6 separate regions of the Mus musculus genome follow, and regions 1, 2, 3, 4 and 5 are each linked to region 6. The links are chromatin loops, found by intact Hi-C in ENCODE. Cell type or tissue: gastrocnemius. All regions are shown on one strand. Region 1 holds the start of Gm43380 (a long non-coding RNA gene). Region 2 holds the start of Tnrc18 (trinucleotide repeat containing 18). Region 3 overlaps Slc29a4 (solute carrier family 29 (nucleoside transporters), member 4). Region 4 has its middle 26 kb from the start of Actb. Region 5 overlaps Rnf216 (ring finger protein 216). Region 6 overlaps Fbxl18 (F-box and leucine-rich repeat protein 18).

Region 1 (4,000 bases), 160 kb after region 6:
AAGGCCATGGAGCTGTAGGCTTGCTCTTTCCCCTCTATTCCCACGGCTTCCCTATGTGGGATCTGTGGGCAAGAACAGGTCATTGTTTAGTGGAAAACTCAAGGTATAAGGGCACAAGGCAAGCTGCGAGGTCCCAGTGGAATCTCATGTGGAGGCCACAAATGGGCCATTGGCAAAGCTGCCTGGTCGCAGCTGCACAAGACGGTGCTTCCTGAGAATGGCCCAGTGAACAGCAGGATGGAATCAGACCAAATCTGAGGCTATTCTTTTTTTAAAGATCACCATAGAGCCTGCTAAACAAAGTAACCTTAAACTGGCCACAAGGAAGTGGCTGTTCCTCCCACCTTCAGTGACTCTGCACATCTGGTGGGACAATAGAAAGAAGCATGGACAAAGAAAGGCCAGAGCCAAGGATCAGCCAGTCACTCCTCATGACGCGACAACCCTGAACCTTTCCTGTGAAAACTCATCAATTGTCTCTGCAATAGTGGCTAGGACTCTGACCATTAGGATTTTTTATTTTTGTGATTTGGGAGTCTCATCATATAGCACAGACTAGCCTATAGCCCAGTCTTCTTGTGTCTGCCTCCTGAGTCTTAAGTTAAGACAAGTGTCACTGTGACCAGCTGTTTAGGATCTGCTGGTGATTATGATTACTACTATCAAAAAATTGGGTCAAAGTTCTGGTTCAGGGTGATATTTGAAATGGCAATGATTTCTGTATTGAAAGGAATGAAAAGACTCTTCACTCGCCCATTCTTGCCTCTTCATCCACTGCTACTGAATGCCAATCCATCTGTCAGGGCATCTCTCTGCAAAGGGCTGAGAGAAGGGCATTATGAAGTCCCGCCCTCTCCATCTTCCTTTAGGATTGTGGGCCCTTATCAGGTCTTGGGGTTCCCTGAGAACTGAGCATGATAAGTTCAGGCCAGGCAAGGGAGGCACTGCTGCTCCACCCTGAGGTTATCTGGGGAAGCTGTTGCATACAGAGAGAATGGAAGGGGGACTGAGGTGTGATTCAGACCTGGAGTGAGGAGCCTGGAGAATGGCCAAGGCCCATAGCCTCTTGCCAGTGACCACATCCTCTACATCAACCCATGGCTAGATGTTTCAAATACCAGAGAATCTGGGAAACCTTGATGACCCTGAATTTTTGGGACATTTGGCTTACATGCCATTACAGTATTTCTCCTTATCTTCCTTCGTCTTCTCCCCCCCCCCCCCCTTGGATTTTTCAAGACAGGGTTTCTCCATGTAACCCGGGCTATCCTGGAACTCATACTGTAGACCAGGCTGGGCTCAAACTCAAAAGATCTGCCTGCCTCTGCCACCTGAGTGCTGGGACTAAAAGGGATGCACCACTACCACCTGGTATGGTCAAGTTTTTTATTATAATTATTATCTTTCATTATTTATTTAAAAGATTTCTATTTATTCTATATATGTGAGTGCACCATCACTGTCCTCAGACACACCAGAAGAGGGCATTGGATCACATTACAGGTGGTTGTGAGCCACCATGTTGCTGGGAATTGAACATAGGACCTCTGGAAGAGCAGTCAGTGCTCTTAGCCATCTCTCCAGCACCTATTTATTATGTATGTATGCGTGTATTTATTTACTTATTTATGAAAAGGTCTCCTTGTAGCTCAGGCCTTGTATCTATCTATCTAGTTTCAACTTCCCAAGTTACAGGTTCTATGTTCCTGCTCTTCTCCCACTTTTTCTAAAAAGTGGTACGTGACAACCAGCTCACACCTTTCCAGAAGTTGCACTCTACATCCAGGAGTTTTCCCTGCTTCAAAACAAACCATTTCTCAGAACTTCAACCTGGGTGTGGTCAGCTAAGTGCTGCGAATCTTGCATTCATCTTGATTTTCTCTTTAGCAAAAGGGCTTCTGAAGGAAAAGATTTCCCTTAAGTTTTAGAAATGTTATTAACACACACTAAAGCTGAAGTGTGTGTGCACTGGACAGATACTGCACTACTTCTCAGTAAAGGAACCACTCAGCATCACTCCCCATAAGGCTAGAAAGTCAAGCACCTCTTTCAGGAGGATCTGGGTTTCTGTCTTAATGCTGCCCTCTAGGGACAAAAGAGTGTAAGAGCCATTTGGTTTCCATCTACCCTGCTTTGGAGACTGGATATCACTTCTAGGGATATCAGAGTCACAGGACGGCTTTCTTCATTACAGTTGGGATCAGGGTTCTGAGATAAAGTGGCTGGCAAAGCCTTCCTGGCATTAGTAACAGTTCAGTTTGCCTTTATCAGAACTGACTTCATGTCAAACCCACCAATTCCTCCCCAGAAGTTAATAAAAGCTGAGTCTGGTTTCTCTGAGGTCCTTCAGCAGATTATTGACAACACCTGGACAAGCAAACATTTACACAGAAGCTTACAAACATCCACCTGAGTTCCTTCTAGGCACCATAGGTCCTATTCTGGGGATAAAAAAGAATCTTGTGCCTGCCAGGAAGTTACACTGGTGGGGGATCATGACATGTTAAATAAATGAAATACAAATAAGACAGCATTATAAGTACTAAGGGGATAAATTCAGGCAGGAATGTCGTAAGGATTAAGGTAGAGGGCTGAAGGTCACAGTCACGAGGTGGATGGTAGAGAAGACCTGTATTTGAAGTAAAGAAGTAAGCTAAAGAAATGCTAGACAGGCATCCAACTGGGATATATTAACTAACAGTTATCCTATTGGTACAGGTGAGTTTTTGTCTATATTTAGGCTGGAAAATCTAAATATAAAACTGGTGGCTATATGTTTCCTAACTATGTGCATCCTGAAGGCTCAAGCCCCATCTTGCTGTCTACTACTATCTTTTACATTAAGAACTGGGCTTTGGGGAAGAGGATCTGTCCTGGCTGAGCCTGCTCTCCTGTTACCTGACCACGATCCCCACTCAACTGGTTTTTTTTTTTTGAGCCTTAAGAAAATGGAATCTCAATGCCAGGCAACTTTAATCTCTGCATTTGGGAGGCAGAGGCCAGCGGATCTCTGTGAGTTTGAGACCAGCCTGGTATACAAATCAAGCTCAGGACAGCCGTGGCTCTGTTATACTGTGAACCTTGTCTCAAAAAAGCAAACCACACCAACCCAATCCAAACAAAAAACCAACCAACCAGCCAACCAAACAAAAAACCCAACCCAACCCAAACAAACAAAAAAACCCTTCTACTTTCCTTTTTGTGTGGGTGTGGTGCAAGTGTGAGGTATGTGTGCACACATGCCACCAGCAAGCAAAGTTCAGAGGAAAACTTTCAGGGGTCGCCTCTTATCTTGTTTCTGCTGCACTGTGTCCCCAGGCTAGGTGCCCACTAGCTTGGAGTCTCCTGTGAGCTCCCATCTTGCAGAAGGAGTGTGGCGAGTACAGATGCTCACTAGTGCATCCTACTTTTTCTCATGGGTTCCTGGGATCAAATTTAGGTCCTTTGTTTTTTGTAGCAAGTGCTTTTACCTGCTGAGCTATCTCAACTAGCCCAAGTCTCCCCTTCTTGTGGTTTCCTGAGACAGACAGACAGACGGTTTTATGAAACATATTTTACTGTTCCCCATCCTGGGTAAACAGATTGGCGGTAGAAGTGACAAACAGTTATGTTTTGCAGTCACAGACTCTGAGTCCTGATTTCAGGTATATTTTGGGGTTGCTAACTGGAAAGTCCCATTGGTTTTCCTTCCACTTTTATTTTTGAGGTTTAAGTCTCCCCATCTGCTGCCCAATCTACTGAGAGGAACAGAAACCAGTCAGTATGTGTGAGAGGAGCTCAGGCTTCAGTGATGGAGACAGGCTGGAGTTCAACGCCTTGGTCTGCTATCTTCTGGGCAGTGCAAGGACCAGTGAGGGTACAGCTCTTGACTCAGCAGACGTCCTAAACACAGACTTCATGGAGTGGCCTGGCTCTGCCTCTTTACCTCTCTGACAATTCAGTACCAACAAGCCTGATGGCTGCTAGCTTATTCTTTTAAGACCTGCTTCCTGAAAATGAC
Region 2 (4,000 bases), 61 kb before region 6:
GCCGCTCCCCTCCGCCACCCGCAGCCGCCTCACACTTTTTGCCCGCCTTTCCTTTTTTTGGTAGAAAACCGCTCCCCGGGCCGGGCGCGCGGCGCGCCAACTCCTCCGCCCTCCCGCGGCCCCGCTCCCGCAGCCCCCGGAAAAGCCAGCTTTCCTCCCGCCGAGCTCCCCGCTTTTTAATAAAATCCAGGTAGCGCCGGTTTAAAGAATCCCAAATCTCCATATACAGCCCGGGATTGGAAAAGGTACATTACACAACCCCCCTTTCAAGTTCCTCTCGCTGGATCTAAAAAAAAAAAAAAAAAAAAAAAAGCGAAGGGGGGGCTTAAGGGGGACGGGGGAGGGGAGCCTCGCAGGCGAAGAAACACGCATTGTTCCCGGGTGCCCGCCCCCCCCTTCGGGCCAGCCCCCGGCCGCAGCGCATTGGTCCCGCTCGCCGCCCATCACGCGCATGTAAACACCTTGGCCCTCAGCCATTCCTATAAAACCAATTACGGACCTCGGGGCTCCAGCAGTTTCCAGGCTCCCCACGGCGGGGCTGAATGATCAAAACTGGTGGTGAGAATTTTTCCGAGCCGTTTCTAGGCAGCCCTCCCCCACACCAGCTCCAGCAGACCCCCCCCTTCTTTCTCCTTCTCCCTCCCCCCACATCCCAGCCCCTCCTCCTGCGTCTGGGCTGAGTGATCAAAATAGAGGAAGATGGTTGTCGCCGCAATCCCGGGCATTGCAAGGCCTCCTGTCAGCTTCCTTCTTCGGGAGGAGGTGACAAGCTAGCCGGGAAGAGCCGGGAACCGGCGAGCTGCTCATTGCGCCCGCGCCCGGCGCTCCCTCTCTAGGGTGCCACTCCAAAGAGCGAGGTTCAGACGAAAAATAACAAGGCCTGCTTCTCTCTCGCTTGCTCGCTCACTCTCGCCTTTTAAAATAAAGCAGCGATTCATTCCCTTTCCCCCTAGCAGTCGCGGTCGGGTGGGGTGGGCAGGCAGGCGACAAGGCCTTTTTTTTTTCCTTTTGCCCCTGCCTGCGGGTCCCCTCCCTGAAACGCGGTGTCAGAAGGCTTTACTGATTAATATTTTGGACAGGCCGCGGCGGTCGGCAGCGGTGAGTTGCATCTTATAAAAGGTTCCTATAGAAACCCGGGCTGTGGGGCTCTGCGGCCGAGTGCGCACCGCGCGCCCCTCCCCAAAGCCCCTTTTGGCGTGGGCGCCCCTCCTTCCCCCTTTCCCCGCCAAGAAAAACCAGAGCAGAAAAAAGGATTAGATCGGCGGAACGCGAGCTGAATCCCTCTCGGTTCTGACATTTCAGCCCTATTAGCATTTCTCCACGGGGCCTTCTGAAACCTATTAAGGTGTAATATTAAAAACCTCTTGGCTGGGGGCCTCTCTCGCCTTCCATCCGCCGCGCCCCCTCCAGGGAGGGCGAGACCGGGAAAGGGAAAAAAAAAAATCTGTTGAGCTCAGAGGAAGCAAGCCAAGCCCAAAAGTGCTTGGCTGGCCACGGCGGCCAGAGGGGGAGGGGAGCACTAATCCCCCAGACTTTGTACTTTTATTTTGCTCTTTCAGCAAAAAAAAAAAAAAAAAAAAAAAAAAAACTTTCGAAGTTAAGTGGCAGGGAGCCGCCGACGGCAGTCTACCTGACTGGGGACCCAGGGAGTGTGATCCTTGCCGAAGGGACCCGTTCTAAAGGGTGGGGAGATCCCCTGCACCCTCTCGGAGCCCGAGCCCAGCTAGGCATTACCTACCCTGGAAAGGAAGCTTGGAAAGACAGAGAGCCTTGCAGATCCTACCTCGAGAGCAACTATAGGGTTTTAATTAAAACAAAAGAAGCCCGCTCTTTCGCCCTGCTCTGCGGACTCAGCGTTTTCCTGCTGCTGCTATTTTTTTTTTAAGAAAATCCATTTTTAAGGCAATTTTTGAGAGTTTTTTTTTAATGAGCTAGTTAGTGCTCATCCGTTCTATTTTTCTTTCCTCCACTTTTAGAAGGAAAAAAAAAGAGGGAAGATTCGAGAGAGAGCTGGGGGTGTCTAATTTAATTCCAGGATAAATTTGAAGGGGGGAAAAAATTCAGCCTCTTGAGAGCAGTTTCAAGTTGCCCTTCCTGGAGCTTTCTGGGCTGGTTTCTAGGCTGCCCTCTTTTAGAAGCTGGAGCTCGGTGGGGGGAGGAGAGAGGAGGGAGAAGAGAGAGGGAGAGGGAGAGAAAAGAACGAAAATAGCCGGAGCTGAGGGGAACTGAGCGGCGGTGTCCGCGCGCTCGGAGCTGGGCGACGGGGTCTCAGTGGCAGCCAGGGGCGACCGGAGGCGACCGGTGCTGCCCGGGGACCGGCAGGAGCAAAGACGGAGAGAGGGGGGTTAGAGAAAGGAGGTATTGTGTCTGTGTGCCTTAGGGGAGGGGGGGAGTTGATTGCAAGAAATAAAATAAATGCTGTTAAGCTGCGAGGGCTTCTGGAAACAAGAGAGAAACGGGCTGAGGGGGTGGGGGGCGCCTAGTGCCCTTGAGTCTTATCCAGAGGCCTTTGTGGGTTCCTAGTTAAACCCTCCCACGCCTCAGTCGCTCGCTTTCCCCCACCCCCCAACGCCCTCCAATATTCAGAGCGCAGGCCCTGGTCTCCCCCCAACCCCCTCATCCCTCCCGGGATCCAGAATGTTTTTCTTATTTTAATACAGCTCAAGAAAAAATATGTATCTTGAGAGAGTCGGAGTGGGGTGGGGGGATTGTGCAAAAGGCTTGCGGGGTTGGAAAAAAACAAAGGCCTGTTTTTATAAATGTTTAATGTTTTCACCCCTGGATGCTCCAAGACGCCGTAATTGTGACGGCGGGGTATGTGTGCCATAAATCATTTAGCTGCTAATAAAAAATTATTCCAATTTGCCCCGGATTTGCCGATGGCGTTTGCATTTTTCAAGTGTGCGCCCCGTCGGCGTGGCATACCGACCGACCCAGAGTTTCATTAGGGCTGAGGTTGGGGCGGAACTCGACCCGCTCCCCTCTGGAATGTACGGCTCGGCTCCCCAGTCCCCTCTCGACCTGCCACTCGGCCCTCAGGCCACCGGGTGCGCTGAACCTGGGGAACGGTGGCCCCGATCCCTGGCCCCCGGGAGGGGAACACTGAGCAAACCCCTGCAACTCTCAAGGCTGCCAAGTACAACGTGCGGTGCACAGGCCAGGTCTCCTTGTCCCTGTGTCCCCCACATTTAACAGTGGTCGGGAGCCATGTTGGGGCGTGGGGACATTTCTAGAGAAGCAGAGGCTACACTACACCACCACTTCAGAGAGTCTCCAGGTCTGGGGAAATAACCTCCAAGCCGGGCTGGGCCACACTTTATCTACAAAAGCCCTGTATATTCGTCCTGAAACTGAGCTGGAGACAACCGCAGGGACCAAGAGTCCAAGCGCCATCTTCCGCGTCCCATCCCCCACGCTTGTTTACCCGGTGGGATCCGTGGCCAGAAAAATTCTGTTGACGCAGTGTGTGTGTGTGTGTGTGTGTGTGTGTGTGTGTGTGTGTTGTACTGACTGGAGAGAAAATCGTGGGGGACCTCCGCGAAGTCCAAGGACGCAATTCCCGGGCAACCCACCGGGTTGGCCTGCCTGGTCCGGCATGGTTGTCCCCGGACACTCCTGAGGCTTTTGGTGTATTCTTCCAGATACCCGGTCCAGGTCTGGAAGCTCTGGACGAGTCCCCGCGGACAAAACTCAAAGCTCTTTGTTGTAAAACCAGAGGACAGGCCAACCTTGAGTGCGGCTGCCTTCCCTGCGGTGCGCCTTTGTCCGGCTCCAGGGAACCCCGCGCTCCCCTCACTTCTGCCCCACGAAAGCTTGAACCCTCATCTTCTACAATCCGGAGGTTGTTAGCCGTGTGGACAGGTTTCCACCATGCCCCTCCATCAGGGGAACAGGGCGCAGGAGGGTGGGGAATACAAAAAGAAAAAAAAAGAAAAGCTAGTTTTCATTCAGGTGACCTTCTCTATCGGTTGCCGTGAACCAGCTCTCCCAGGGAGTGGAA
Region 3 (4,000 bases), 160 kb before region 6:
CCTCACCCGAGATGCCCACGGCAGCTGCTTTCAAACAGCCACCGCCGCCGCCGCCAACGACTCCATCCCTGTCGGTCCCTGAGCCGGGCCCACCCAATCCTGCCCCCTGCCCAGGAAGAGCTGCCTGGGCCAGTTACCCCAAGGCCTGAGGACCCTCCCACCCCTGCCTCAGTGCCTGCGGGGTCCTGGCCACCTCCTAAGCCACTAACGCCACCTTGCCACCTTGTCCCAGTTGTCCAAAACAGCTGGAACTTGTCTTCACCGCCCAGGGCACCGCCTCCCCGTGTCCTGTGTTTGGTCAGACACCTGCCCTTCACCCTCTGTGTCCAGAGGCCCAGCATCTGTCACACATCAAGGGGGCGTTTATTCAGTCTTAGAGCCACTCGGAATGGCTGGCCACAGTCTGAGCTGACTCCCTTCAGTGTGACCCCACTGTGTGGTTCCATGGTCTTCGATGTGGTTTTCATTTACTGGTCAGGGGGCACCTCCCTGTATTAGAAATCTTGGAGGAAAGTCCCCAACTCCGTTCTGTCCCTTTCTTGTTCTTAGACACTTCTTCACAGCCCTACCCCTGCACCCGCACACATAAAGCGTCAAGTCTGGAAAACTCATTCCTCATACACAGGCCTCCTGTAGTCATAGCAACAGAGATGACCTAGGTGCACCCACCTTAGGTGGAGGACTTCCCCATGCACACCACCACCCCTCTTAGAGCACAGGCTAAGGGCCACGGCTAACAGGGACGTCCCATTTCTTTCCTGTTCCATCCAACTTACCCATCATGCAGGGACAGCTGAGGTCCACTCGTGACCTAGGCCGCCCCACTCCCATCCACCGAGAGTCAAGTGATGACACGACACACTTGAAACCCTGGCAAGTGGCTGCAAGGTGAGGATTGGACTCGTGGGTGCCAGGATCGGCTGGAGGACCTCCTGCCAAAGAGAGCTTTTGCTGAGCCGGGACACTTGCCTCTCCACACAGTGGCCCCAGCCGTGACCACCCTGTACCAGTCCCTGCTGTGTCCTGTCTACCTGTGTGTTCTCTGACTACCGCACTGGCCATTAAATATGGCAGAGACTGCCCACCGCTGTCCTGAGGAAGTGTTTGTGGGGGGAGGGCTGGGAAGTGAGCCACTGGGTAGGGTGGGGAGATTAAAATGGGGCCCTGATGGGGTGTCTTCCCCACAATGCTGAGACACTTGTGGTCCCACCTGTCCTGAGCTAGGTGTTTTTAGAACTGATGATTGCCTAGTGCTGAGCACCTGGGGCTTGCACGGGCCTTAGCAACCGCTGCCTCTGTGAGGACAGGAAAAGATATGGATTTCTACATCTGGCTCACAGGAGGAAGAGCTCAAAACGGGGAGTGTGCTGGTCCTGGCTCTACCCCCTCTGGGTCTGGGAGTCAGGCTGCTCAAAGCCAGTAATGAATTCTTCCCGGTTACAGTCCCCAGTTCTGGTGACAATTTAGAGACATCTTCTCTTCTCTCTTCTCTTCTCTTCTCTTCTCTTCTCTTCTCTTCTCTTCTCTTCTCTTCTCTTCTCTTCTCTTCTCTTCTCTCCTCTCCCCTCCCCTCCCCTCCTCTCTTTCTCTCCCCTCCCCTTCCCTCTTTTCTCTTCTCTTCTCTTTTCTCCTCTCCTCTCTCTCCCCTCTCCTCCCCTCCCCTCCCTTCCCCTCTCCTCTCTCCTCCCCTCCCCTCCCCTCCTCTTCTCTTTCTCTCCTCTCCCCTCCCCTCCCCTCTCTCTTCTCCTCTCTCTCTCTCTCTCTCTCTCTCTCTCTGTCTGTGTGTGTGCACATGCGCATGCGTGTCTGGTGACAATTTAGAGACATATTCTCTCTCTCCCTGTGTGGTGTTGCTGTGTGTGTGCATGTGTGTGCGGTGTGCGCTTGTGTGCACAGAAGCAAGAAGACAACCAATGTCCATTATCACTACACCATCTTGTCTCACCTAACCTGTCCCCCAACATTTAGGTTAGACTGGCTGGCCAGTGAGCCCCTGGAATCCACCTGTTACCAGCCCCGCTAGCCATACTAATTTCTAGAAGAGTTCTGTGGATTCAAACTCAGTCCTCCTGCTTGTATAGCCAATGCTGTAACTCACTGAGCCACCTCCCCAGGTCCAGAGGCATCCTTTCCCTGTTATGCATCCCCAAAGAATGGAATTGGAAAATGGGGACTTGAAAGTCCTGTAGCCTCAGAGACTTGCTTTGCAACCCTTGAGGGTCCCAGACCAAGGCTGTGGTAATACCACAGGTGGACGCTAGATGGCAACAATGTGACTCTTCCCACTCACCACCTACTTCCTTGCAACCTCTAGCCCCGCCTTCCCACGTTACCACTAGTTGCCACCCCCACCCTGTCTATCCGTGCAGATTTACACTTCTGGCTGGCCAGTCCTCCAATCTAGCTTCCACAGGCCCCAGAACTATTCCCCACCCAGACACGGGTGTGTGACCCTGACCCTTCCACATGTGGGTTGGACCCCTATGTTTACCTGGATGTGGAGGCTAGCAGGCATCCTGAGGTGTCAACCCTCATGCACCACCCACTCTGTGACATGTTTTCACTGACCAGGGGCTTGCTGTTTGGCTGGACTGGCATACTCAGCACTGGGCTCCCGGGGGAGGGGGGGCTCGGGGGGCCAGGGCACAGCCATGCCTGCTTGCTTGTTTTATGGTTATGGGACTCAGGCAGGCATCTTCCTAAAAACCTGTAGCTCTGAGAAGGTTTTAGAGTTATGTGTTTTGCCTGCATGTATATGCACCACATGAAACCTGGTCAGAAGAGGGCGTCACATCCTTAGAACTAGAGTTACTTATGGTTGTGAGCTGCCATGTGGGTGCTGGGTACTGAACCCAGTTCTTCTGCAAGGGCAGCAGGCACTCCTAACTCCTGAGCCATCATCTCTCCTGGCCCTTGCTCTTGAATTTTAAACAAGACAGATCACTCTGGCTTCGAGAACTTCCTGAAATGCTGGACCAAACTCATCTCTGTGCCCAGTAGAACAGCTCCAGGCCGTACCCTCTAGTTTGCCGCCCCCTCCCCGGCACGTGGGGCTCCTGTCACTGACAACCAGTGTTGTGTGGTTCCAGCCTCTCTCCATCTTTGGGTGCTCCAGAACAGGAGCCCCGCCTGGATCCTCTACACCGATTCTACCATTCACTCCAGGACCCCAAAATAAGTCACTCCAAAGACATAGTATTTTTCCAATTAAATTTTTTCTTTTCTCTTTTTCTTTCCTTTTTTTTTTTTTATGAAAAAAGATCACACAGAATTTGCCAACAAACAAAATTCCAAAAGAAACTTAAAAAAAAAAATCAGGAAACAGTAATTACCCCCACCCCAAAAAGAAAAGAAAAAACAAAACCGAAATCTGGCTTTTCCTTCCTTCAAGATTGTCTGCTCAAAGCCTCCGGGGACCCCACTGGGGTCTGGCAGGCACAGGGGGACTGGTTAAGTGCTTCGGGCTGAGCTGGGGGCTGGGCTCGGGCCCCCTCTTTCTATTTCCATCTCTCATCCATTTGGGGGCACATACAGTACACATGGGCAGGGGTGCGGGTACAGGGGAGTGGGGGAGAGGCATAAAGCCGGTGCTAGACATTCACGATCTAACAGGAAATAAAAAATAATATTCTGCACGTCAGAATGTGTTTTTTTTTATAATTTCATAGCTATTTTTCACAGTTTTAAAAAGTTTATATATATATTTATATATATTTATCTTTATATATATAATTAAAAAGTTGACTCCATTTAAAGGTGTATGATACAGGGGCAGGCTACAGGAAACTGTACAGGTAACCTTTCGGATCCTCCTGGTGGAGGGGCCGGGCGGGCCGTGCCGGGCGGGCCGTGCCGGGCGGGCCGTGCCGGGCGTGGGCGCGGATTTCAGCACCATTGGGGATTTCTGTAGTGTAAGGGTCTGGGCTGGGGGGGCCCACGGGGTATGGTGACGCTCCTGGGCTGCCCTCCCTGTTCCCCAATTCCAGGCTGTCCTGAGAGG
Region 4 (4,000 bases), 53 kb after region 6:
AGTTGTGAGCCACCATGGGGATGCTGGGAATTGAATGCTGTCAGTGCTTTTAGCTGGGGAAGAAACAGTTGGTCTGTGGGCACCATGCTTGTATTCCTTCAGATCTGTACTTTTCCATAGATTGGAAATGTCTTACCTGGTGTGGCGGGCAATGCAGGTCTATAATCTTAGCACTAGGGAGGCAGAGGGGCAGGAGGATCAAGAGTTCAAAGCCCATCATACCAAGTTCCAAGCCAGCCAAGGCAACAATGAGACCTTGCCTCAAGAAAAGATACTTTCTAGAAACAAAGAGACAAAATGGCTGTCCCGAACTGAGTGAGCTACCTCTTCCCCTGTTTCTTCTAGGCTATAAGACACTAATCTCTCTAGAGCAGTGGTTCTCAACCTTCCTAACGCTGTGACCTTTTAATGTAGTCCCTCATGTGGTGGTGACCCCCCAACCATAAAGTTATTTGGTTGCTACTTCATAACTGTAGTTTTGCTACTGTTACAAATTGTAACATATAAAGATCTGATATGTGGCCCACAGGTTGAAACACCCCCCACCCCCCCACCCCCGTCCCCCGAACTAGGGGTTGTTATGAAACTATGACACACAGGCTGAGGCATGAGTCCCACGTACACAGTAGGTGCTCAACAAAGGAGTCTGCTGTATTGAGCGTCCTTTGTCTCAGCCTCTCTGGGAGATGGGAAGACTAAGGTGGGAGGGATCCGCTCACTGTGGCTAGTTCATGGCTAGCTGTAAAGGCTTATGTTTCTAAGGAATGGGGCCAGCCAGTCCCAAAGCTCAGACTCTAGTCCTGTCCTGTCCTGTCCTGTCCTGTCCTGTCCTGTCCTGTCCCTTAGCCTGGGGTCACTCCAGGTAAGGCTCAAGGCCAGCACACTTAGCAGGACCCAGTTGGGCAGGTCACATAGACTCCAGTTCTAGGTGTCCGGAACCTCAGCCGCCTGTTTGGACAGTGAGGACGTCTCGGGGCAGGTGCAGAGCTCACGGAACCCCTGAGGTAGAGAGGATAGCGTAGGCTGATGAAAGGGCTGCAGTGACAGAGGGCAAAGAGGACTGGCCTGGTGGCTCATGCCTGGGATTCCAGGACTCAGGTGGCTAAGGCCAGAGGCCAGAAAGTTCCAGGCCAGGGCCAACAAGATGGCTTAGGTAGCGTTTGTGGTGCAAGCCTGAAGACCAAACTAAGTTCAGTGGCCGGAACCCATGGTGGAAGAGAAGCAGTCTCCCAGAGTTTCTCTGATCTGCACGTGTGTGAATAAAAATTGAGACAGGGTCTCACTGTGTATCCCAGGCTAGCCTGGAGCTCTCTGCCTGTCGCTGCCTTTACCCCCCAAATCCCAAATGCTGGGATTAAAGTTGTCTGCCACATGGAGTGGACACGCCCACTCCAATGCTCAGGAGGCAGGGCAGGCAGACCTTTGTGAGATCAAGGGTAGCCTGATCTCACAAATTCCAGGATAGCCAGAGCTTCACACTGAGAATCTGTCTTGAAAACGAATGAACAAAACAAAAAGAAAGAAATTGATCCTACGGGTCCTCTTGTGCATGTGTCTGATGCCCTACCCAAATCCTCCAGGGGAAACTCCCCATGACCCCTCACAGTTTCTTTTTCTTTCTTCCTTCCTAAATTTTCATTTTTATTTTCACACGTATACAGATGCTTGCTTGCATGTATATCTGAGCACCAGGTGTTTGCCTGGTGCCTTTGAGAGTCAGAAAAGGGCACTAGCTCTCCTGGAACCGCAGTTACATGAACTTGTGAGCACCGTGTGGGTTCTGAGAATTAAACTCCCGTCCCCTGGAAGAGTAGCCAAGGCTGTTAACCACCGAGCTATCTATTTCTCCAGCCTCTCGAGTCTTCCCCAAGGTTTAAACAACTTGGCCAGAATGCACTAAAAGTGATGGGGGTGGGGTGCTCAAGAGGAGGTTGAGTGGGGCAGCTGCGGCTCTGTCTGGTAGGAGCAGAAAGGAAAGGGGAGGTAGTGTGAGGGATCAGGCAGAGTAGGTACAAAAACTGGAGAGGTCCAGTCAGGGCGAGACCAGCAGGCCAGAGACCTCTCTCTGGCGCCACTTAGTGGCAAAACCTTATTTCTTGTTCTAGTCCTCCATATCCCCAAGGTACACTGGTGAGGGCTGACATCTCAGCTACTGGCATCAAGGACCAGGCTTGGTGGCTCACCATTGTAATCCCAGCACTTGGAAAGACAGGAGATGAGGATCACTGATTTACAGGCCAGCCTGGGCTACATAGTAAGTCCAGGATAGACTGAATCCTTCTTAATAAAACATAGAGCTGGGCAGTGGTGGTGCACGCCTTTAATCCCAGCACTCAGGAGGCAGAAGCTGGGGTCTCTGAGTTCAAGGCCAGCCTGGTCTACAGAGTGAGTCCCAGGACAGCCAGGATCGATCACACAGATCATTTCTATCTTGGGGAAAAACAAACCAAAGCAAAAAGCGTGGGCTGGCAAGGTGGCTCATCGGGTGGAAATGCCAAGCCTGCCAAGTCTGGTGACCTAGTTTAATCCGTGGCATGCACTTAATGAAAGGGGACAACTGAGACCTGCAAGTCCTCCTCTGGCCTCTGCAAAAGTGTCTGGGCACGCAGGGGAACCACTTAAAAACAAGAAAAAAAAAACCCAGCATTTGTAACTGACTTGGAATACGCATAGGATGAAAACGATATGTAGAGTGTTATATGCTTATGCTTAGGGGTAAGAACAAATGTCAATATGTTCAGCACAGACAGTTTTGTAGAAAGTATTCCTATCAAGGTGTGGTGGCCTATTCCTGTATCTTAGCACTCTGGAAGCAGAGGCAGGAAGAGTGGGAGTTGTAGGCCAGCCTGGGCTACATGGCCAGACCCTGCCTATGAATAAACAAACAAACAAACAAACAAACAAACAAACAAATAAATAAGGGCTAGAGAGATGGCTCAGTGGCTAAGAACATGCACTGCTGCCTTGCAAGTTCAGTTCCCAGCACCCCACAGGACCCATATAACTCCACCCACAGGACCCATATAACTCCACCCACAGGACCCATATAACTCCCAACTCAGGGGAACTGACATTCTGGCTTCTGTGGGCATCTGCACTTTCCTGCATGAACTGAAACCAGCACAGATAACTAAAAATAAATCTCCCTGGACCTGGCAGTGGTGGAGCACAGCTTTAATCCCAGCACGTGGGAGGCAGAGGTAGGCAGATGTCCAAGTTCAAGGCCAGCCTGGGCTACAGAGTGAGTTCCAGGACAACCAGGGCTACACAGAGAAACCCTGTCTCAGAAAAACCAACAACAAAAAAGAAATTTGGGCTGGTGAGATGGCTCAGTGGGTAAGAGCACCCGACTGCTCTTCCGAAGGTCCAGAGTTCAAATCCCAGCAACCACATGGTGGCTCAACCATCCCTAACGAGATCTGACTCCCTCTTCTGGTATGTCTGAAGACAGCTACAGTGTACTTACATATAATCAATAAATAAATCTTAAAAAAAAAAAAAGAGCTTAAATGCCTGAGTAGCTACTTTGAAAAAAAAAAAAAAAAAAGAAAAAAAGAAATCTCCCTGGGGGTTGGAGACATGGCTCAGTGGTTAAGAGCACTGGCTGCTCTTCCAGAGGTTCTGAGTTCAATTCCCAGCAACCACAAGGTGCTTACAACCACCTGTAATGGGATCTGATGCCCTCTTCTGACACTCAGGTATACATGCAGATAGAACACTCATATATGTAAAATAAATAAATAAATACATCTTTTTTAAAAATCAGACCCAGTGGTTCTCACATGCCGGAATCCCATAAAAAATTAATTAAAAAATTTTTTAGGGGCTGGTGAGATGGCTCAGTGGTTAAGAGCGCCGACTGCTCTTCCAAAGGTCCTGAGTTCAAATCCCAGCAACCACATGGTGGCTCACAACCATTCACAATGAAATCTGATGCCATCTTCTGGAGTGTCTGAAGACAGCTACAGTGTACTTACATATAATAAATGAGTAAATAAAT
Region 5 (4,000 bases), 190 kb after region 6:
TCACAACCAGCCGTAACAAAAATCTGATGCCCTCTTCTGGAGTGTCTGAAGACAGCTACAATGTACACACATATAATCAATCATTTCAATCAATGAATCCATCTTTAAAAAAAAAATCATTCCAGGGTCAAGAAACCCATGAAGAACAGATGTATGGTGCTGTTCTGACAGAAATTTTTAAGACTAATTTTTACTGTATGCATATAAGTATCTTGCCTGCAATATATGCATGTGTACTGTGTGTGTGCTTGGTGCCTATGGAGGCCAGAAGGCAGCACTAGATCACTAAGATTGGAATTAAGGGCAGTTCAAAACTGTATCAGGAACTGAAGCCAGGCCCTCTGCAAGATCAGCAAGTGCTGTTAACTACTGAGCTGCTTTTCTAACCCCTGCTACAGGAAATGTAAAAGTGGAATTTGACAGAAATATTTGAGCAAAACCAGTGCAACTCTGAAGCCCTTTGCTAGTGTGGGACTTGCACTAACTGTTGCTGTCTGATGGAAGGACAGCTTCCAGTTATGGCCTTGGGATGCCCTGGGGCTTTCCTTCGGGTTTCTAGCTCTACTACTGTACATCACCTGGTGTCAAGCTTCAGTGTCCACTTAGCACAGTCTCTCTGTAGTGACCAGTGGTGAGTCAAGGGCTCTGTTCCATCCCTAATGGACACACAGAAAGCTCAGCAACACCACAGCACCGGAGACCTGAAGCTCTTCACTACGACCTCTCTGGAAACTGCAGGAAGAACAGACCACATTCATAACAAGGACTTCTTATTCTAACTCCTCCCTTTCTGACTCCAATAATGGAGTATGGACTTTATTCCAGTAAGTGAGCCCTCACCTACAGGCTTCAGAATCTTTTGTCACCAAGACTTTTGGCTCTTGTCACTGTAACTTCCTGATTTAAAGGTCCTCCCTGACAGAAGGAGCATGAAGGCCAAGCTTCATCATCTCTGGATAATGTGAAGGCTTGGTTTAGTCCAGGAGTCAGCAGACTAGCTAGGTTCCCCAATTAGTACGTGGCCAGTAAGTGGCAATGGCCTGGTGCCACAGCTGGAGAGTTGTCTTGGCAATGACAGCTGGATAATTTACATTCTCTTCACATAGCCACTCAGCTACAGCAGGCAGCTGCAGATTGCTGGTTTTGTTTTTTGTTTTTTTTTAAACAACAAACTGGTTTACTGCAGACGTAAATTTTGGTAATATTTCACAGACTCTGAGTTATGAGCATTGAAGGCTACAGAGGCTGTCACAGGACCTGACAACTGTAAGAAAGACAAGCATGGAAGAGGGTATGTAGGTGGAAACTGACGAATAAGCCAAACTCAAGTGATCCTGGGCAGAGATGGGTGACTGATTACACAACCGATAGACATTCAGTGTCCACAGAAAGAATCCAAACAAGATTTTCTTCATGTTATTTTCATACAACTCTTTACACTGGCCATCTTTCCTTCCTTAGTACTTGCTTACTGTGCACTGGTAAATCTATACCTCATTACTAGAATTTTTCTAATTTTCCACATTGAAAAAGCTCTATGTGTACTGTGGAATAAGAAGCAGACTTGTATATTTAAGAGGGTAGAAAGATTCAACAGGGAAATGTTTGAACCTACGGAAAAAGTATTCCATAGAATATTGGAAACCATCTCAGAACCTGCCAAAATATACCTTCTTCCACTCCATATCAAACATACTTAACCACTGTTAAAAGCAACATGCTGAGTCAAGTTGATGAATTCTTTATGTCAGAGTGTACCAGAGAAATGAAGGTCTGGATACACACTCCATCACATCCATGAGAGCCTGCCTATTTTATAGGACAGTCTTAAGTCTCAGTCTTCAGGGATTCTGGGCACCAAGTCTTTCCCAGATAATGCACCACTATCAAAGCCTTATCTCAGAGTGACAGGTTCCTGAAACTCTAACTTGAGTGTAGCTTCCTGGCAAACACTGCAGTGAGAAAGCAGATGCCTTTGGTCTTACATAGGACAAAATTAGCTCATGGCTCACTTTTTATACAAAATCCTCCAGGATTAACTGTCAGTTCCACCATCTTGTTGAAGAGAAAGGGCGCCACACTGGGGCAAGTACAAAGGAAAAGGCAGATGTCCTCACAGCACAACCATCTCTGCCATTAAATCTGAATGCACACAGTAGTTTGCTTTAGCACTAACCTCAAAGAATTTTGTCCATTCTGCTTACAAGACAGTTGTGCTGACACATCTACTTTGGAAATACCCAAGGGGGAGAGGGCACTTTTCTTGTGGAATGCTAGTGCCATCTAGTGGCAGCTTATTCCATAGTTCACACAAAACAGCTTCGTACAGATGCCTCTCTGCATTGTATTATAGGTTTGGTTTTTATCTTATCTCCCACAGACACTTTCCTCCAAGAGCAGAAAAAGAACCTAGAGCATGAGTGCCTTTATCTATAGGTAAAGGTTAAATTTTGAAACAGATGGTCCTGGAAGCTATAATATCCTGTGCTACATCTCTTCACTGTGGATACTGTAAATAAGATGAATGAGCAAATGGAAGCTCTGAGAACCACCCAACATTTGCACAGTAACCATCTCCCTACTGCATCAAACTCCAGACTCCACGATCCTTCTCCAGCCTCAGTCTCTTTAGAATGGGTGACTTAGTCACTTCGCAAGTGTGCACTGAGAACTGTACTGGAAGGCACCAGGCAAACACACAGTTGGCACTTGTTTTTTTTCCTGCTGAAACCCTCCATATTCCCATTAAATCATTGATGCAGTGGATGGAAGCAGTGGATGGAAGCAAAGGACTCTCCTGCACCTTGCCTTATTCACATTCCGTTTCCAACTACATGGCCTGACCCGGCCTCACTCTAAGCCCGCTCCTCTTCTCTAGATGTCCAGCCAGCTCTGACCCTTGGGGTCTGAAGCTGCTGCTGAGACAAACCTGAAGCTTAGTAGCAACAGAGCCATTTCTCCATCATGGCGTGTGTCCATCTTAGCAGGAGAACACAAAGTGAACTAAATGCCCTGTCCTTTGCAAAAGCTGAGAACACATGATGTGCAGTGCATTATGAACTGCTAGCTATAAGCAGTTATAAAGTTGTATAAACAGATAAAGAACTTTTCATCTGGCCTGATTCAAAGTGCTCACTGCCTAGTAACTCCTATTTTCCCTAGGCCTAGACCTGGCAATTGCTGTTCAGTTCTTGCTACTTGCATCTGGTTACTTAAGAAATTGCACATGAGGTCTCTGGCCGCCACGTCCCTGCATCTGCAATGGATGGTCATTCGGAACTGCTCCAGTTTCTTGATTAAGAGGTATAAGCAGACGTACAGCACAGAGCCAAATAAACTGAAACTCCTTCCCCTACAACGGGCTAATTCACTGCAAGACTGTCGGAGTGGAGCCAGCGGCTGATGGCAAAGGGGTCCTGGTAGTTATGAAATGCAGATTCAGTCAGGGAAAACCTGCCACTTCTTACACGTTGTGAATCCATTAGTACTTTTGAAGAGTTTTTACGTTTTTTGCCTTTCAAATTCTATATTAATTGACTTATGTATAACTACCTTATTACAGAATTCTATATGTCCATACAGATTTTCCCTAACTTACAGGTGTGTATGTGCTGTATTTGAGTACAGGACAGGGAAAAGAGCAAGCAAAATATACGACACAGCAGAAGAAGACACATTTTCACAGCACCTGTCTTTATAAAATGACATAGACGAGAAATCCTGAACTTTGCAATTGGATTTCCACAAGTAATTTCATCTCTGTAACTATGCCAACTGCCATCACCAACCTTCTCTTGCTTCATGAATGGAAGAGGCAAACTATTCTCATGCATCAGCCTACACAGGCCACCTGCATAGTGCAAGCCAAACTCAAGCAAGGTGCTAGAAACACAAACCACTGTCCTCCGTACCTTTCGGCAGCGTGGGTTGGGGCAGCTGAACCTCTTCACATCGCTGTCCAACAGAGCAGGGAAGCTGCAGGAGGGGCACCTGGAGCAAC
Region 6 (4,000 bases):
GAGATCTGTTTATGTATGTATGTATGTATGTATGTATGTATGTGCATGTAATGTGAGCTCACATAAGCTTATATGCCTCACATCTACACAGTTGCCCAAAGTGGCCAGGAGAGGCTATCTTGGCTGTCTTGGAACTTGACCTGTAGACCAGGCTAGCCTCTGCCTCTGGCGTGTTGGCATGTCCCAGCTGCAGTAAGATGACTTCTGAGTCATCTCTCCAGCCCCATGTTGTAAGAACTGACCCAGGGCTTAGTGTCAGCTGGGCAAGCACTCTACCAACTACGCTAAACTCCCAGCCCCTTACTTGCTTGTTGAAATGGCCTTGCTTATAGGCCAAGCTTGCCTTGAATTCACCAAGTATTCCAAATTCCCAGTTCTGCCTCAGCTTCTGAATTGCCGGGAGTCCAGCCTTTACAAGGATGAAGGAAGGAAGGGTCAAGAAGTCTTTCTTGGGCCCACATCAGACACAGTAAACTCAAACTTTGGCTTCTAGACTCCAGGATAAACTCTGTACCTGAGGCTAGCCCTAACTCCTGGGCTCTTTCTGTCTCAGCCTTCCATGGCTGAGACCAGAGACTATCCATGGGAACTAGTCCCCTGCAGCAGGCCAGGCCCTCTGATCATGCTGCTAGAATCTGGTGCTCCATCTCCTCAAAGTCGGTAACGGGCTGAGGACACTGAGTCCTGGGGACAGCAGTACTGTCTGAGACCTCCCGGTCAGCTGCCAGGCCTTGCCACTCACCTCCGGAGGAGCGACTGCTGCAGGCTCTTGCAGGTGGTAAGGGATTCTCCGGTGAACATGTGACACATGACGACCTGCAGGCAACGGGCCATAAAGGCCAGCACGGCATCTGGCTGCAGGGTGCCGCTGCGAGATACCAGGCACAGGCGCTGCAGAGACGAGCACTGGCCCAGTGCCTGGAAGAACTGAGCGTTGGCGTTGAAGTAGGGCTGCTCCAACCTGCAGAGAGATGGGTGTGAGCTCTAGGGACTTGACTCCAGGGATGAGTGAGGCTAGCCACTGCCTACAGACCTGCCAGCTCAAGGCTATCACATCCCATCTTCAGTATGCCCTCCCCCCAAACCCCCCCCCCCCCCCCAGTTCTCATACAGCCACAGCCACACCTGCTGGCCTTAGGGGACTTACATGCAACTGCCCTAGGGAGCCGATCTGATGGCAGAGATAGATCAGCCACCTGGACTTTTATTTTCAACGCTGGGAACTGAACTTAGACCACACATACACTAGGCAAGCACTTCACCACAGAACCGTATGCCCAGCCCTTTGGATTTTAAATCTTAGATGGGGTCTCGCTCCGGTGTCCTGGCCAGCCCTGAATTTAGTTTCCTTCTGCCATAGCTTCGCAGGGTGAGAAAGTGGCAGGTAAGAGGGATGCAGGGTCATGAGCAGCAGAGAGAGAGAGAGAGAGAGAGAGAGAGAGAGAGAGAGGAGAGAGAGGAGAGAGAGAGAAAGAGAGAGAGAGGAGAGAGAGAGAGAGAAGAGAGAGAGAGATAACCAGCCAGCCCATCCCAATGCTCCTAACAGCACGGGGTGGAAGCCCAGTGCCAGGCAGCAGTAGCTGCCACCTCCACCACTAGGTGGCAGTATGGACTTGCACTAAAGCCCAGGTATCCTGGGGCTTAGTTACACACTGTGTCCTATACATACTTTCAAACCTTTTTCTAAGTAGATAGCCACTTACAGAACTTTGCCCTAAAAGATGTTATGTGTCACAGAGGTCAACCAGTCACCCTCCAATTGTGGGGCCAATGAGCCCTTACCCTCTCCCCCGTGAACAAGGCTGGTTAGCACCCAGCACTGCCGGGGAACTATCTAATGTGGGTACCATCTGACATCTGAGGGTAGGCAGAGAACAAGGAAATGGGACCCACCCAGATTGGGCCACGTTCCACCTCCACGTCTTCCCAGCTGGCTCAAACTACCAGCCAGCAAGGACATGCTGCTCTGAGATGACTGCACCTCTCCCCTCTGATGCTGTACTCTGAGCCAGGGGGGATGAGGGAGAAGGTACCCCTGAGACTGTGCCAGGCCTGGCTCAAGTGGCTCTTGCTTCCACCCAGGCAGCCTAGGGTGACTCAGGGGAATACTCCGCCTCCAGTGTGGGAAAGGTGGCACCCTTTTCTGCCTGACACGTGATCCTCTCGCCATAGGGGTGCACTCCAAACCCACATCTAGAACAACCTGTCCTTGTGGCACCTCCACCCCACAGGGAGCCAGGCTGGTACCAGCTCAGGTTCATGGTAGGCTGGGGTGGAGGTGGTAGTAGGTGAGCCTGGGATTCCCAGGGCTGCCACCAGAACACCACCACCATCCCCAGGTAAATAAAGGTGTCCTTTAAGCCCCCATAAACCCAGGAAGCAAGCCCAGAGCACACAAAGCCTCCTGAGCCTATAGCTAGCTCCTGCCACCTACTGCAGCATCTCTGGGCACGCCTGCCTCAGAAGGCAGCAATCCAGAGGAACGGGGCCATTTGGCTGTGTTCTGGCAGCCTGTGTGTTCAGAACAGGCAGTACCTTACACAGCAGACAGGCGCAGGCTGGAGCCCGGGCAGAGATGCCACATGAACTGTGATCAAGCTCTGGGGAAGACCCACAAGACGAATTCATCTCCAGGCTTGCAGGGCTCCTGTGATGCACACATGGTCCTGCCTCTGCAAAGGATGCTGGCTCTCGGGACAAACCAATATACAGCCCAGGCTGGCCTGGAACCCAGTCTTCCAGTTCAACCTCCTGAGAGCAGGGATCAGAGGTGTTCACCACCATGCCTACTGCAAAAACACAAGGTTTGATGGACAGGCGGGAAACAAACATGGGGGGACGGTGCAGGGGGAGCAGAAGATCTAGAAAGATCTTGGCTCTAAAAGATTCAAAGGCTCCCCTGGGTTCCTTGAATCTATAAAACCAAAGGAAGTAGGCGACAGCAGTAGCCAGCAGAGGTCATCCGCCAAACAGCAGCATTCTCTGATCCATCTTTCCTTTCTCCTCTTTCTTTTTTTGAAACAAGACAGTCTCACACAGCCCAGCCGGGCCCAAACTACGTAGCTAAGCATTAACTTGAATTTCTGACCCTCCTCCCTCTGCCCATCCCCCCGGGCTGGCTTCGCAGGTATCCTAGCACACCCAGTTTATACAGATGGTACTGAGGATGGAAGGCCTCTACTGACTGAGCTTCAGGCTCAGCCAGGATCTCTACACATTTGCCTTTCAGGCAAACAATGACTATGCATGCGCTAACTGTGGCTTCAGGAAAGGCCAGGGGTGTGACAGGCCAGGCACAGGAAGACAAAGGTGTGAGAGACACCACAAAGGAAGCAGGGGAAACGGAGGGAGGGAGGCCCGATGACTGGTGACTACACAGATGCAGCCAGGGAGGAAGGCATTCATTCATCTGTCCGCCTGGGAACTGCGGAAGGCGGTTGTGAAAGGGAGGAGGGGCCGCTGCTGTAGTTTGCCTGCTACAGCTACAAAGTTTCCACAAATGCAGAGGGGAACCCAAGGCTTACATCTGTGTTGTCTTTGTTGTTGCTAACAATAGGATTTGTGTAGCCCAGGCAGGCTTCAAAGTCACTATGAAGCCAGGGATAACCCTGAACTGCCTCTACCCGCAGAGTGCTGGGATGTCAGACATGCAGTCTCTATCTGGTTGGGTTTTTGTTTGTTGGGGTGGGAGCTGTTGTTGCTTTTGAAGACAGGGTCTTACTCTAGCCCAGACTGACCTTGAACTCAAGGTAAAGCCCCAGCCTTAGCCTCTAGAGGTGGGAACTCCTCCCTACAGTCACAGCACCTCCATTTCCTTCTGCTTCCTTTGTCTGTCACACTTGGGAGCCACAGTTACTGCATGTGCCACCACAATCAACTGCCTGGGACCCCTAACCTGGAGGAACAGGAAAGCCCCACAGGCAGGTTCCTAAGGCAAGTATAGCGGGAAGGCACAGGACCCAAGCACACGGATACCCAGGTATGGATACCAGCCCTGTCT

The links. Peaks named below come from ENCODE experiments on the same cell type or tissue, not always from the same donor. Only the 100,000 strongest peaks of a DNase experiment are listed, where the experiment ranks them.
Region 1: a loop joins it to region 6, with 6 times the contacts of the local background. A loop is called at or near these places in 20 of 42 quality-filtered maps.
Region 2: a loop joins it to region 6, with 2.8 times the contacts of the local background. A loop is called at or near these places in 11 of 42 quality-filtered maps.
Region 3: a loop joins it to region 6, with 2.7 times the contacts of the local background. A loop is called at or near these places in 4 of 42 quality-filtered maps.
Region 4: it touches region 6 in a loop (7-fold over the local background); 28 of 42 quality-filtered maps call a loop at or near these places.
Region 5: it touches region 6 in a loop (6-fold over the local background); 21 of 42 quality-filtered maps call a loop at or near these places.

Annotation. Positions count from the first base shown.
Region 1 is chr5:143,035,273-143,039,272 of GRCm38, forward strand. The region is part of intron 13 of Rnf216 (ring finger protein 216); the gene reads right to left. It overlaps Gm43380 (a long non-coding RNA gene), which reads left to right and starts at 3,719. Exons shown (of 3, transcript XR_003955828.1): 1 at 3,719-4,000. In gastrocnemius, a CTCF peak has its summit at 2,085 (motif pointing left); no DNase peak of the experiment used is centred here; H3K27ac peaks cover 914 bases.
Region 2 is chr5:142,817,375-142,821,374 of GRCm38, forward strand. Tnrc18 (trinucleotide repeat containing 18) reads right to left here and starts at 288. Exons shown (of 28, transcript NM_001122730.3): 1 at 1-288. In gastrocnemius, CTCF peaks have their summits at 522 and 721; DNase peaks (open chromatin) are centred at 66, 468, 1,196, 1,412 and 4 more places; H3K4me3 peaks cover 4,000 bases; H3K27ac peaks cover 4,000 bases.
Region 3 is chr5:142,721,409-142,725,408 of GRCm38, forward strand. It overlaps Slc29a4 (solute carrier family 29 (nucleoside transporters), member 4), which reads left to right. Exons shown (of 11, transcript NM_146257.2): 11 at 1-1,082. The coding sequence ends at 82. Tnrc18 (trinucleotide repeat containing 18) reads right to left here. Exons shown (of 28, transcript NM_001122730.3): 28 at 3,194-4,000. Among named protein-coding and RNA genes, the nearest start is that of Slc29a4, 21 kb to the left of the region's middle. In gastrocnemius, a CTCF peak has its summit at 2,250 (motif pointing right); DNase peaks (open chromatin) are centred at 2,281, 3,003, 3,474 and 3,985; H3K4me3 peaks cover 182 bases.
Region 4 is chr5:142,930,440-142,934,439 of GRCm38, forward strand. No RefSeq gene overlaps it. Among named protein-coding and RNA genes, the nearest start is that of Actb, 26 kb to the left of the region's middle. In gastrocnemius, a CTCF peak has its summit at 2,078 (motif pointing left); DNase peaks (open chromatin) are centred at 2,064 and 2,484; H3K4me3 peaks cover 1,627 bases; H3K27ac peaks cover 3,405 bases.
Region 5 is chr5:143,064,406-143,068,405 of GRCm38, forward strand. Rnf216 (ring finger protein 216) reads right to left here. Exons shown (of 17, transcript NM_080561.4): 13 at 3,912-3,990. Gm43380 (a long non-coding RNA gene) reads left to right here. Exons shown (of 3, transcript XR_003955828.1): 3 at 2,381-3,917. Among named protein-coding and RNA genes, the nearest start is that of Gm43380, 27 kb to the left of the region's middle. In gastrocnemius, a CTCF peak has its summit at 2,281 (motif pointing left); a DNase peak (open chromatin) is centred at 2,263; H3K27ac peaks cover 1,196 bases.
Region 6 is chr5:142,877,916-142,881,915 of GRCm38, forward strand. Fbxl18 (F-box and leucine-rich repeat protein 18) reads right to left here. Exons shown (of 5, transcript NM_001033312.3): 4 at 743-961. Among named protein-coding and RNA genes, the nearest start is that of Fbxl18, 15 kb to the right of the region's middle. In gastrocnemius, a CTCF peak has its summit at 1,598 (motif pointing right); DNase peaks (open chromatin) are centred at 876, 1,594, 1,974 and 2,510; H3K27ac peaks cover 1,651 bases.